Regions from separate parts of the Homo sapiens genome. Here region 2 is linked to region 1. A link is a loop called in an ENCODE intact Hi-C map of the cell type or tissue named here. Cell type or tissue: OCI-LY7. All regions are shown on one strand. Links, peaks and the distances in the headings refer to the core of each region. The heading gives the core; the rest is flanking DNA.

Evidence for each region. Peaks named below come from ENCODE experiments on the same cell type or tissue, not always from the same donor. Only the 100,000 strongest peaks of a DNase experiment are listed, where the experiment ranks them.
Region 2: it touches region 1 in a loop (2.6-fold over the local background); 1 of 110 quality-filtered maps calls a loop at or near these places.

Annotation. Positions count from the first base shown.
Region 1 is chr1:174,273,920-174,279,308 of GRCh38, reverse strand. RABGAP1L (RAB GTPase activating protein 1 like) reads right to left here. Exons shown (of 26, transcript NM_001366446.1): 9 at 3,374-3,476; 10 at 530-696. Among named protein-coding and RNA genes, the nearest start is that of RABGAP1L, 120 kb to the right of the region's middle. In OCI-LY7, for the core only: no CTCF peak of the experiment used is centred there; DNase peaks (open chromatin) are centred at 639, 2,988 and 4,258; H3K4me3 peaks cover 3,682 bases; H3K27ac peaks cover 5,000 bases.
Region 2 is chr1:174,812,942-174,818,330 of GRCh38, reverse strand. The region is part of intron 19 of RABGAP1L (RAB GTPase activating protein 1 like); the gene reads right to left. Among named protein-coding and RNA genes, the nearest start is that of RABGAP1L-AS1, 140 kb to the left of the region's middle. In OCI-LY7, for the core only: no CTCF peak of the experiment used is centred there; DNase peaks (open chromatin) are centred at 2,740 and 3,000; H3K4me3 peaks cover 1,040 bases; H3K27ac peaks cover 3,025 bases.

The sequences.
Region 1 (5,389 bases), core at 195-5,194:
CTACTAATACTGCCTAATTTGAGGATATCATAGAAACCATAATTTTGTTCATTTAATATTAAAATAATTTTATAACCTCACTGATGAGTCAAACAAGATGTTCATATAATATTGTCTATCTAATATTACAGGCAGAAATAACTATAGAAATTAGGTATTTCTTAGAAACATTTTCATTAAAATTTTATAAGCATATGATATTTCTGTGCACTGCCTTTTTGGTTTTAAGTAATTGTTTATAAAAGGCAGAAACGTTGTTTTATATGCAGTCAATATTTCTGTTAAGAAGGTTCATACATTACAGGTTTCTAGGGAAAAAGTATGTAATTATTAAACTTGCTGGGTTTTTTTAGCTAATATTACCTAGATGTGACTTTTTCAAACACTCTATTGGTTGACTTCAAATATCATTTGATTTCTTTGAGGAATTGTATTGTTTTGCAACTTCAGGAATTATCTTGGCATTAAAAAAGAAGTGTGGAAAGAAAAATGTTTGTTACTATATATGAAGAGAACAAAAAGGTCCTACCTGTTTCAATCTCATGAAGAAAGTCTCTGTGAAAGTCTTTCTGCTGAAATACCAAAATCGCTCATTTGCAGGGTACACACGGACTACTGTCTCCAGGAGAAAGCGAACAGGCTCCACCACCTCTGTGACTACCATATCCACTGCCACAGTCATGTATACTTGCTTATCTGTAGTAGAAATTTTCTGGGTTTTATGCGAGCTTTATTATTCCTTGTCTACTTTAAACAAAGTTTCCTCACTTATGAAAGAATTAAAGTTCTTTACAATTGTAATACCTTCTATGTTTATTTTTAACTGTTCTATTCACATTTTGATTAAATAAGTATGCAAGTACTCCAAGCATGTTTCTTAGGAACTAATAATCCTAAGTGTTTGTTGTTTTGAGACAGAGTCTCACCCAGGCTGGAGTACAATGGAGCGATCTTGGCTCACTGCAACCTCCGCCTCCAGGGCTCAAGCAATTCTCCTGCCTCAGCCTCCCAAGTAGCTGGGATTACAGGTGCCCGCCACAACACCCAGCTGATTTTTAAAATATTTTTACTACAGACGGGGTTTCACCATGTTGGCCAGGCTGGTCTCAAACTCCTGACCTCTGGTGATCCACCCCCATCAGCCTCCCAAAGTGCTGGGATTACAAGCGTGAGCCACCACACCTGGCCTCATTGAGGTTTTTGAATCTATGGCCTGGTCATTCCATACCATTTTGTAATTTCCTCATTCCTTTTTAAATATTTTTTAAAATTTATTTTCTTTACAATTTTTAGTTCTCTGTTAAAGGAAAGTCCAAATAACCAAGGCCACCACTAGAAGAAACCCTCAATAGTGTTTTTAAATATTATATAACATTCAGATTCATCAACTACTTCTCAAATTCAATAACAATTTTATTACATTCTTACTAAATACAGTCTTACTAAATACACCTGCCAATTCAAGAGAAACTAAAATTTGTTAGACATTATACTTGACCTGGAGGACCTTAGAGAAAGGAGTAAGGAGTAATAACACAAGACAGAATATAACATTCAACTGGATCTTAGTGCAGTGGAAAGATCCAAGACTTTTCATCTCTCAGGTTCTAAACTTCTTCCATAAAAATCAAACTTTATTTGATCACACATTCTCTGAGTAATGTGTAATTTCAAGGACATAATTTAGAAATTTTAAAAATCAGGGCAACATTTTTGTGTGGCATATGAGATAATGTTAAATTTAAAATGTATACTTTGAATCAGAATATTATAATATACTATTATATAGTTTAATAGAATAAATTATAAATAAATTTTCTTTTGTGGACCAAATATATATTTTATTGCAAAATAAAACTAAACTAGGTGTTACATTAAAAACATAAAAACTATTTTTATAACTTGATATGCAAAATTCTTATATTTTGTTCTTCAAAACTGTCAACTGGCTTATTTTTATCATTTTTGTGGCTTCCTTCTGAACAAGTATAAGAAAGAAGTTACAGGTATTTGCAAGCCTGTCTCCAGAAATAACAAATTGTGGGTCTAAAAATTATTTACTGCTAATAAATGAAAAGTTAAATTTTATATAATCTTTTTTTCTGTTTAGCCTTTATTTTTAGACAGCTTAATATGTGATCAATGTATGTGATTTATATAAATGGTGAATACTCTCTTTAAGGAAATGAAAGAATAATTATCATTTTAATGCCCTTCATTAACATATTATATTTTCATATCAGTATTCACGAATGCTTCCTGTCAGTAACCAAAAGTCTACTGTGGGTATAAACTAAATAATATAAAAATTAATGATAAAACAAACTGATCCATTATATTCTAAATATGAATTAATGGTTTAATGACAGTAAAGCACTTAGGGTAGGCATATAACTCGGCAGGTAAAACTTTAAATTTAGTTTAAAAGTAGATAATGAAGGGGCAAAAAACAGGCAATTAACAGCTATCTGGATGAAGTAGGAATGAAAAAACACAATGGAACAACGAAAAATGTGACTATTCAACATTTATACATTCTGTTCAATACTAGACATGATAAATAATATGAAAAGTTAAAAAACTAAGAAAAAACTATTTGCTACAACTGAAATATTTAATATATATTACAAGCATCCCGAAGGCCAAAAGACTGGAGCCAATAATTAATAAATGAAAAACTATAAGTAAACTATAATGCAAAAATAGTTAATAATTTAAAAATATTCAAAATTCTAAAATATTTCCTTTTCATCATTTTCTTTAATATTTCTCCATCACTAGTCTCCACAAATGAAATAACTCTATAGTGGTATATGAAAAACAAAGCCCAAATGCTTTCTCTATAATCTAATAAAATTAATTCAGGCCAGGTGCAGTGGCTCACATCTGTAATCCCAGTGCTTTGGAAGGCAAGAAGATCAGTTGAGGTCAAAGGTTCAAGACAAGCCTGGGCAACAAAGCATGACCCCATCGCTACAAAAATAAAATTTAAAAATTAGCCATGCATGGCAGCACACACCTGTAGTTCTATTTAATAGCTACTCAGGAGGCTGAGGTGGGAGGATTGCTTGAGCATGACAGTTTGAGGTTACAGTGAGCTATAATGCCCCTATACTCTACCCTGGGCAACAGAGTGAGACCCTGTCTCTTAAAATAATAACAATAATAATAATTCACATATCTTTTGGGGAGGATTTTTTTAAATAGTGGAGATTTCCCCCATAGAAGCATAAAGAATAAAAATGAACCTCAAATTCTCAATGAAAGAATAAGTCCACTTTGAGTTCCAAATTTTTTTTAAAACATGACAAGCAACATTGTTCATAATATAAAATGTAAAGCAAACAATAAGGGATCTTTTAAGAAAAGTCACCTTTTGGGGTTTCCTCGTTAAGTGCCAGAAATACTGGTGCATTGGGGTTCCACATGCCAGTGATGACATAAGCTCTCCCATCATAGCTCTTTCCCATGGATTCCTATAAAAATTCAAACAGTAATTACTGATAAAAGACATCAAAAAAATCACTACTTTAAATTACATCTTACTTTAAGCAATACAAATTATTAAAATTTAGATTAACAGTCAAGCAGGAGCTTTATATTCACTGTAAATTCTTTTCATCCTACAAAAGCATTTATTTAAATATTAAATTCTTCTACAGCTTTCTTCAAGCACAGTTTCTATTTAAAGACATGTACCCTTGGATAAAAGGAGGCATATACTTACATGCTGAATCAAAAAAACATAATATTGTTACAAAGTTGTATTTAACTTGATCTTGACACCAATTGTCCAAATCTCATATACACATAAGAATGTATATGGTTTCTATTAAAACAATAATATAGAATTAGCTGAAGACAGTTAAACTGAACTAGTAGCTAATCACAGTAGGGAAAGTTAATATTTTTCTTCTAATATTCTAATTTTTAATGAATTCTTAAAATATTAATTTAGTTTGTAGCAATTAATACCTTTAAAATTAACACTTGTCTATTTTCTATATGTCAGATATTTATATACTTTCTTACAATCATAAATTAGTATTAGGAGACTAATTTTTGGTTTGTAAGCAGCATCCAAGTGTATTAACTCTCTCCCTCTACTGTTACACTTACTCCCTCTTTCTTCCCTTCTCTCCTTCCTCCTCTTCTCCATTCTTTAAGACTTTACCAAGCCAGCTCTTGACTCTCACTAAAAAAGCCAGCAACTCCTATGGCGAAAGCTAGGCTACTTATAGCTTGTGTATATGTGTGTGGAGAGAGGAGGGGTAGAGTTTGTCCCATGAAAGAACAACACACAGCATACAAGTATTTCCATATGCAAATGAACAGTATCTACAATATTTCAGTTTTTGTAGCGATTTCCTCACATTATGAATAGAGACTGTTAAAAGGGTCAGACTAAAACAAAGAGAAAAACTTTTCTTTTTTCATTATTACCCATTCACAGATGTTTCTCTGAACCCCCTATAAAATTGTGTCAGTCATTTGGTAATTACTATGTATATTTTTCTAGTGTATTAGTAATACTTCACTAATCAGATTGTGTAGCTTGAGCGCAGGGACCATGCATTCCAGAGATGAAATACACTCAAGGTCACTTGTAAACGAAACCCTCTCAGCAGCCCCAACACACTCATATGATAATGGTCTCTTTCTCTCCTCTACACACACACACACACACACACACACACACACAGAGTCACCTGTTGCTTAATGATAGGGTTATGTTCTAAGTTATGTGTCATTAAGTGATTTCTTTATGCAAATAGAATACACCGTACTTATAAAAACCTAGATGGTATAGGGGCTACACAACTAGGCTGTTGCTCCAAGGCTACAAACTTGTACAGCACGTTACTGTACCAAATACTATAGCAACTATAACAATACCATTTGTGTACCTAAACACAGAAAAGGTACAGTAAAAATACATTATAATCTTACGGGACGACCTTAAAGTATGGGTCCATCATTCACGGAAATTTTCTTACTCAGCATATGACTGTTATATATAAGTAATCTGGCTATTTCACTGAAAAATATATCTTCATTTATAAATAGGACTTTCCTGTCATGAGGATCACATGATATTTGGGAGTGTCATAGAAGGAGTAAAAGTATTAATATCTTGTTCTAGAGTGCAGAATTAAGACTAATTAGGCCAAGTTACAAGAACTATGATTTCAGGTGATTATAAAAAAATAACTTTGTAATAACCAGAACTGTCCCTTAGACTTTAACATAAGGTAATGAGTTTCTCTTCATTAGAAGTAGTCTAGCTGAGGTTCAATGTCCACTATGAAGATTAACAACACTGGGTAATAACAAATCACAACTGCTAATCATTGCAAATACAAGCCTCTCATTTGCCCAACTATTTGTT
Region 2 (5,389 bases), core at 235-5,234, 540 kb before region 1:
CCTTCTTGAAAACAAACACCTTTTCCCTTAGTGTTCACAGTCATACTCTTCTGGGTTTCTTCCTGCCTTCTAGTCTCACCAGCTTCTATTCCCTCATCTGTATTTTACATGTGAATGCATCTATCCTCCACCCTTCTCTCTGCTCATTGTATATACTCCGCTATAAGAATTCACCCACTCCCATGGTTTCAATGCTGATGACTCCCAAATGTCTACTTTTAGCTCAGATCTCACTTCAGTATCCACCTGCCTATTGGATATTTATATCTACTTGGATATGAGTTGTGGATATGTACCACGAACAACATATTCAAAAGTTAACTCATTATCTTTAGTGCTTATAATTTGTTCTCTTGTTTGTTTCCTTTCTCAGTGTGATTTCCACCAAGTTGCTTAAGTAAGAATCCTAAGTGCTATCGCTGGCTCTCTTTATCTGCCCTGAGGCTCACATGTAATCACTAAAATCTGTTAATTTTATGTCTTGAATGTCTCTGGAATTCATCCATAATTTCTTCAGCCTATTACAAAAACTCTGGTCTCTTCTCACCTAGATGACTGCAACAGCTCCTGAAATGGTCTGTCACCAATACCGAATCTTAACCCTTTCAATCCATTCCCACACAGCAACCAGAATGACCTTCCTAACAATAACCTGATAATTTATGTCTCCTATTTTAAATCCTTCAGTGCTTATCACTCCCCTCAGGATAAAATCCAAATTGCTTACCGTGGTTTACAAGGCTCTGCACAAGCTGGCTGGCTCCTGCTTACCTCTCTAGTCTTTTCTCTATCTACTCCCCTAACTGCCTCTCCCTCCTTGCAACCTACTCTCCAGTCATGACCTACATTCAGGTCTTGGGCAACTCCATATTTTTTTTACCTATGGGCTTCTGCATATTGTCTGCATGAAACATCCTTCTCCCTGCCTTGATACACTCCTTAACTCCTAATAATCTTTCAGATTTCATTTTAACTCTTACTTCCTCTGAAAAGTCCTCTTGGCATAGTTCCTGGGACACAACAGGCACTCAATAAATAACTTTTCTTTCCTAATTTTCTTCCTTTAGGTTAATGTCAGATTTTGCCTTTTAATTTTGCTCAAATTATTTTACTAATGAAATACAAGTGAAATAAACTAACATATTTTAAAAAGCTCTATTATAAAGCTCTACCAACAGAAAATTTTGGATGATTGTGCTTATGAACTTTGCTACTACTGAAGTCCATCGTAAATATGGTACTTGGAACATTATTCCAAATAAAAATCAACTTAAAAACAAAACAAAACAAAAAAAAAGGACTGACCGAGTGCAGTGGCTCACGCCTGTAATCCCAGTACTTTGGGAAGCCAAGGTGGGTGGATCATGAGATCAGGAGATCGAGACTATCCTGGCCAACATGGTGAAACCCTGAATCTACTAAAACACAAAAAATTAGCCAGGCATGGTGGCGCACGCCTGTAGTCCCAGCTACTCGGAAGGCTGGGCAGGGGAACTGCTTGAACCAGGGAGGCGAAGGTTGCAGGAGGCAGGGATCGCGCCATTGCATTCCAGCCTGGTGACAGAGCAAGACTCCATCTCAAAAAAAAAAAAAAAAGACTTGTTTCTTAGCCTTTGGAGAATAATTCTCAGGAAAAGTTTACATGGCCATAGAGCTAAGCTACATATGCACCTATTTGAGCTGTAAGGAGGCATAAAATACTGAATCATAAATCATAAACCAATCAAATACCTGACAGTTTCTGACCAACAGGAATGGTAATTTCATCAATTCAACCTGATACAATATAAATGGTATTGAATAAAAATATGTAGAAAAACAGGTAATCAGATCAAGAATTATAAAGATTATGTGTATATGCACTTAATAAAGCTATATATTACGAGGCCTGGTGTGGTGGCTCACGCCTGTAATCCTAACACTTTGGGTGGCCAAGGGGGGTGGATAACCTGAGGTCGGGAGTATGAGACTAGCCTGATGGAGAAACCCCATCTCTACTAAAAATAGAACATTATCTGGGCGTGGTGGTGCATGCCTATAATCCCAGCTACTCGGGAGGCTGAAGCAGGAGAATTGCTTGAATCCGGGAGGCGGAGGTTGCAGTGAGCTGAGATGGCACCATTGCACTCCAGCCTGGGCAACAAGAGCAAAACTCTATCTCAAAAAAAAAAAAAAAAAAAAAAGCTATGTATTATGTTACTAAGAAAAACAAAATGCTCATATGTTCATACAAAGAAATTCAAATTTCTGGTAATTCAGAGTCTCTGAAGCCAAAATCCAAGTTTAAGAAGCTCTGCAATGGCAGCATTTTTAACTATAAGGCAAAAATCAAAGTATGATATTTAATAAAAACTGACTCCCTGGGAAAATACAGGATATTCATATTAGGCACTTTAAACATCTTTTATTTAGGTCTTGATTTCAATATTAAAAGTAACCAAATGACTGTTCAAAGTAAAGCCTGATGGGTCAATATGTTTTCTGATTTTGGCCTAGTTGAAACCATAGGAACAGAAGGGTATTAGAATAACTTGGAGTCACATTAGTTAAATTACCAGTTTAGAAGCTATTGAAAATGTTCCTGATATTTAATGTCATACAAGTTTTGGAAAAATAAAATTATTTATCCAATCTAATGTGCTTTATTAACAAATCTTGTTGGTACACTCACAGAAATAAACCACATACAGAGCTAACAAGTTATTTTTTGCTTGCAACTGCTGCATCTATTTTAAAGCCAGTTTCAGTTTCACTGAAATCACTGGTTACAGTTCCTTAAAATTAAAGGAAAGTGATTATTTTGGGGGGTAATTAAATGGGAACATGTCCATTCAAAAAAGACACAACTATATACAACACCAACTTTGAAAATAATTTAAAAATGTTTAAAACTTGATTACTTTTGGCAGAAATTCTATCTTTAATCTTAAATAGGCTATGGATAAGGAGTTAAACTTTCTTGCCTATTCCATGCCTGCAGTCACCTTTGTCCATGAATGCTTTGTCTAACACATAAGTCTCAGTCTATAAGTCCATCATCTCCTAAAATTTCCAACTGCCAGCACAAGCTGCTGTAATGATGGCATGATGACTCACATCCTTACCTACACATGCACTTCCATTATTCATTGTAACACCTCGTCATCTACAGCCTCTCATGGGTTGTGGCAGATCAGAGTGGGGAACGGGGAGGTGGTAGGAACAGTGGGATAGGTCTTAGTGTTTTTTCAAAACTACAAGCTATTGTAAAATCGATTTAGTGGGTTGTGGTCAGCCTTTTGGTTTGGGGATTTTCTTGGGATCCGGGGAGAAGTTTAAAATACAATACAATACAATACAATAGGTTGGGCAATGGTGGCTCACACCTGTAATCCCAGCACTTTGGGAAGCTGAGACGGACGGATTACTTGGGGTCAGGAGTTCGAGACCAGCCTGGCCAACATGGTGAAACCCTGTCTCTACTAAAAATACAAAAATAGCCAGGCGTGGTGGCACATGACTGTAGTCCCAGCTACTCAGGAGGCTGAGGCAGGAGAATTGCTTGAACCTGGGAGGTTGCAGTGAGCAGAGATTGTGCCACTGCACTCCAGCCTGGGCAACAGAATGAGACTCCATTTCAAAAAAAAAAAAGGAAATACAATACAATAGAACAAAAAACATCAGAGTGCCTCAGTGTAAGGGTAAGTATCTCTTCAGTTATGTGTATGTAAGTACGTACATATAGTCATGGTCTTGACATAAAAGCAACCAAAATATAGGTCTTGGTTTAAAAACAATTTTAGACCTTTGGATTGGAGACCTACATTCTAGTCCCAGCACAATCCCAGCCCAATACTGGATGACTTATGTCTTCCTTCTTTCAGTTTCACCTCACATCTGCCTCACAATCATTCACTCTACAATTATATGTTATAAATGAAATGGTGTCCCGTGGATACCGTCTTAAATATCCAAGAAAAAGGCATTCTCCTTAGATAATGCAAAGAAAACCCCACAAAAAACTATTAAAACTTTACAAATTATTAAATTATTAAAAATTTTAAATTATTGAAATCTTATTAAAAGCTTTAAAAATATTCATATTTACCTATTCATGTCCAAAAAATTTATTCTGGTTGTACCCAGCACTTCCCTTCCAGGAGCAGTCCATTTGGATTATATTTTGAACTTGTTTTCTAACATTTTACGCTTCTCCATCTCTCAGATCCCATGTTTCTGGATTGATAATAACTAGCCACCTCCAGGAACTTCATAAATTATATTGGAGAAAAAAATTTTCCCTATACATTTCATGTTTTTCAATTGTTTTCCTGGGTTTCTTTTGTCCTCAGTGACTTGGCAATCCTCTGAGATTTCCCTTGAAAACCTTTAACTTTTCACCTTACCTGTACCTCTTATTTCTCTACTCTTTTATTCTTAGAAATAAATATTTTATTTTAAAGGATGCCTACAACATTGACCCAATTTACAATACTTCTCTCTGGCATCTCCGAAACAATCAGTTGGCTGAAGCCTACCTTTCAAACTCACCACCCACAAAATTCAGTCAAAGGCATCATGCCCACTAGAGTATACTTTCAAAGTTACAAATAAATGTGGCTTACACTTTGGCCAAATAAAACAATCAGTCGTGAAGGCTTTAAAGAGTTTGCATTTCAGAATGAAAACTTCAGAAATCCATCTTTCTTATGATAGCTTTGGAAAATGATCTCTTTGAATATAAAGCTCACTTGAAAGACAAAATAATTTTTTTCTGCCCAGTTACTTACTTTCAGTGTACTTTTTAACTGTACTTTTTAACATTTATAATTTGATTTAAATTTAAAAAGATTGTGTTATACCAAAAAATGTTACAGTGGCTCTGGTGCCTAAAAGAAGTCTGTGTCAAAGTACCTTTTAAGTAATATGCTTAATAAGTTGATGGTGACTCTTATCTCCTAGTTGCGTAGTTCAAAATCAGTGCAATCATTTTAACTCTTCTTTTCTCCTCACACTCACATTTAATATATCAGGAAATCTTATTGGTTCTCTTTCAAAAATACTCAGGTTCCAACCATCTCCATCTCCACTCCATCTCTATCTCCACTGTTAACACCCTGGTTCAGTCTATCATCATCTCTCAAGAGGATTACTCCAAAATCTCCTGTTTGATGTCCCTACTTCTCTTACCTTCCTATGGTTGTTTTTAACAAAATAGCCATTGTGATCCTTTAAAAACCTCAGACAGATCATATCATTGCTCCACTAAAAACCCTGCAAGAGCTCCCTGCTTCACTCAAAGTAAAGCCTAAATGCTTACAATGGCCTACATTTTCTGGCTCTTTGTGAGCATTCCTACTACTCCCATTTCATTCACTTCACTCCAGCTGCACTGGCCTTCCTGTTTCTC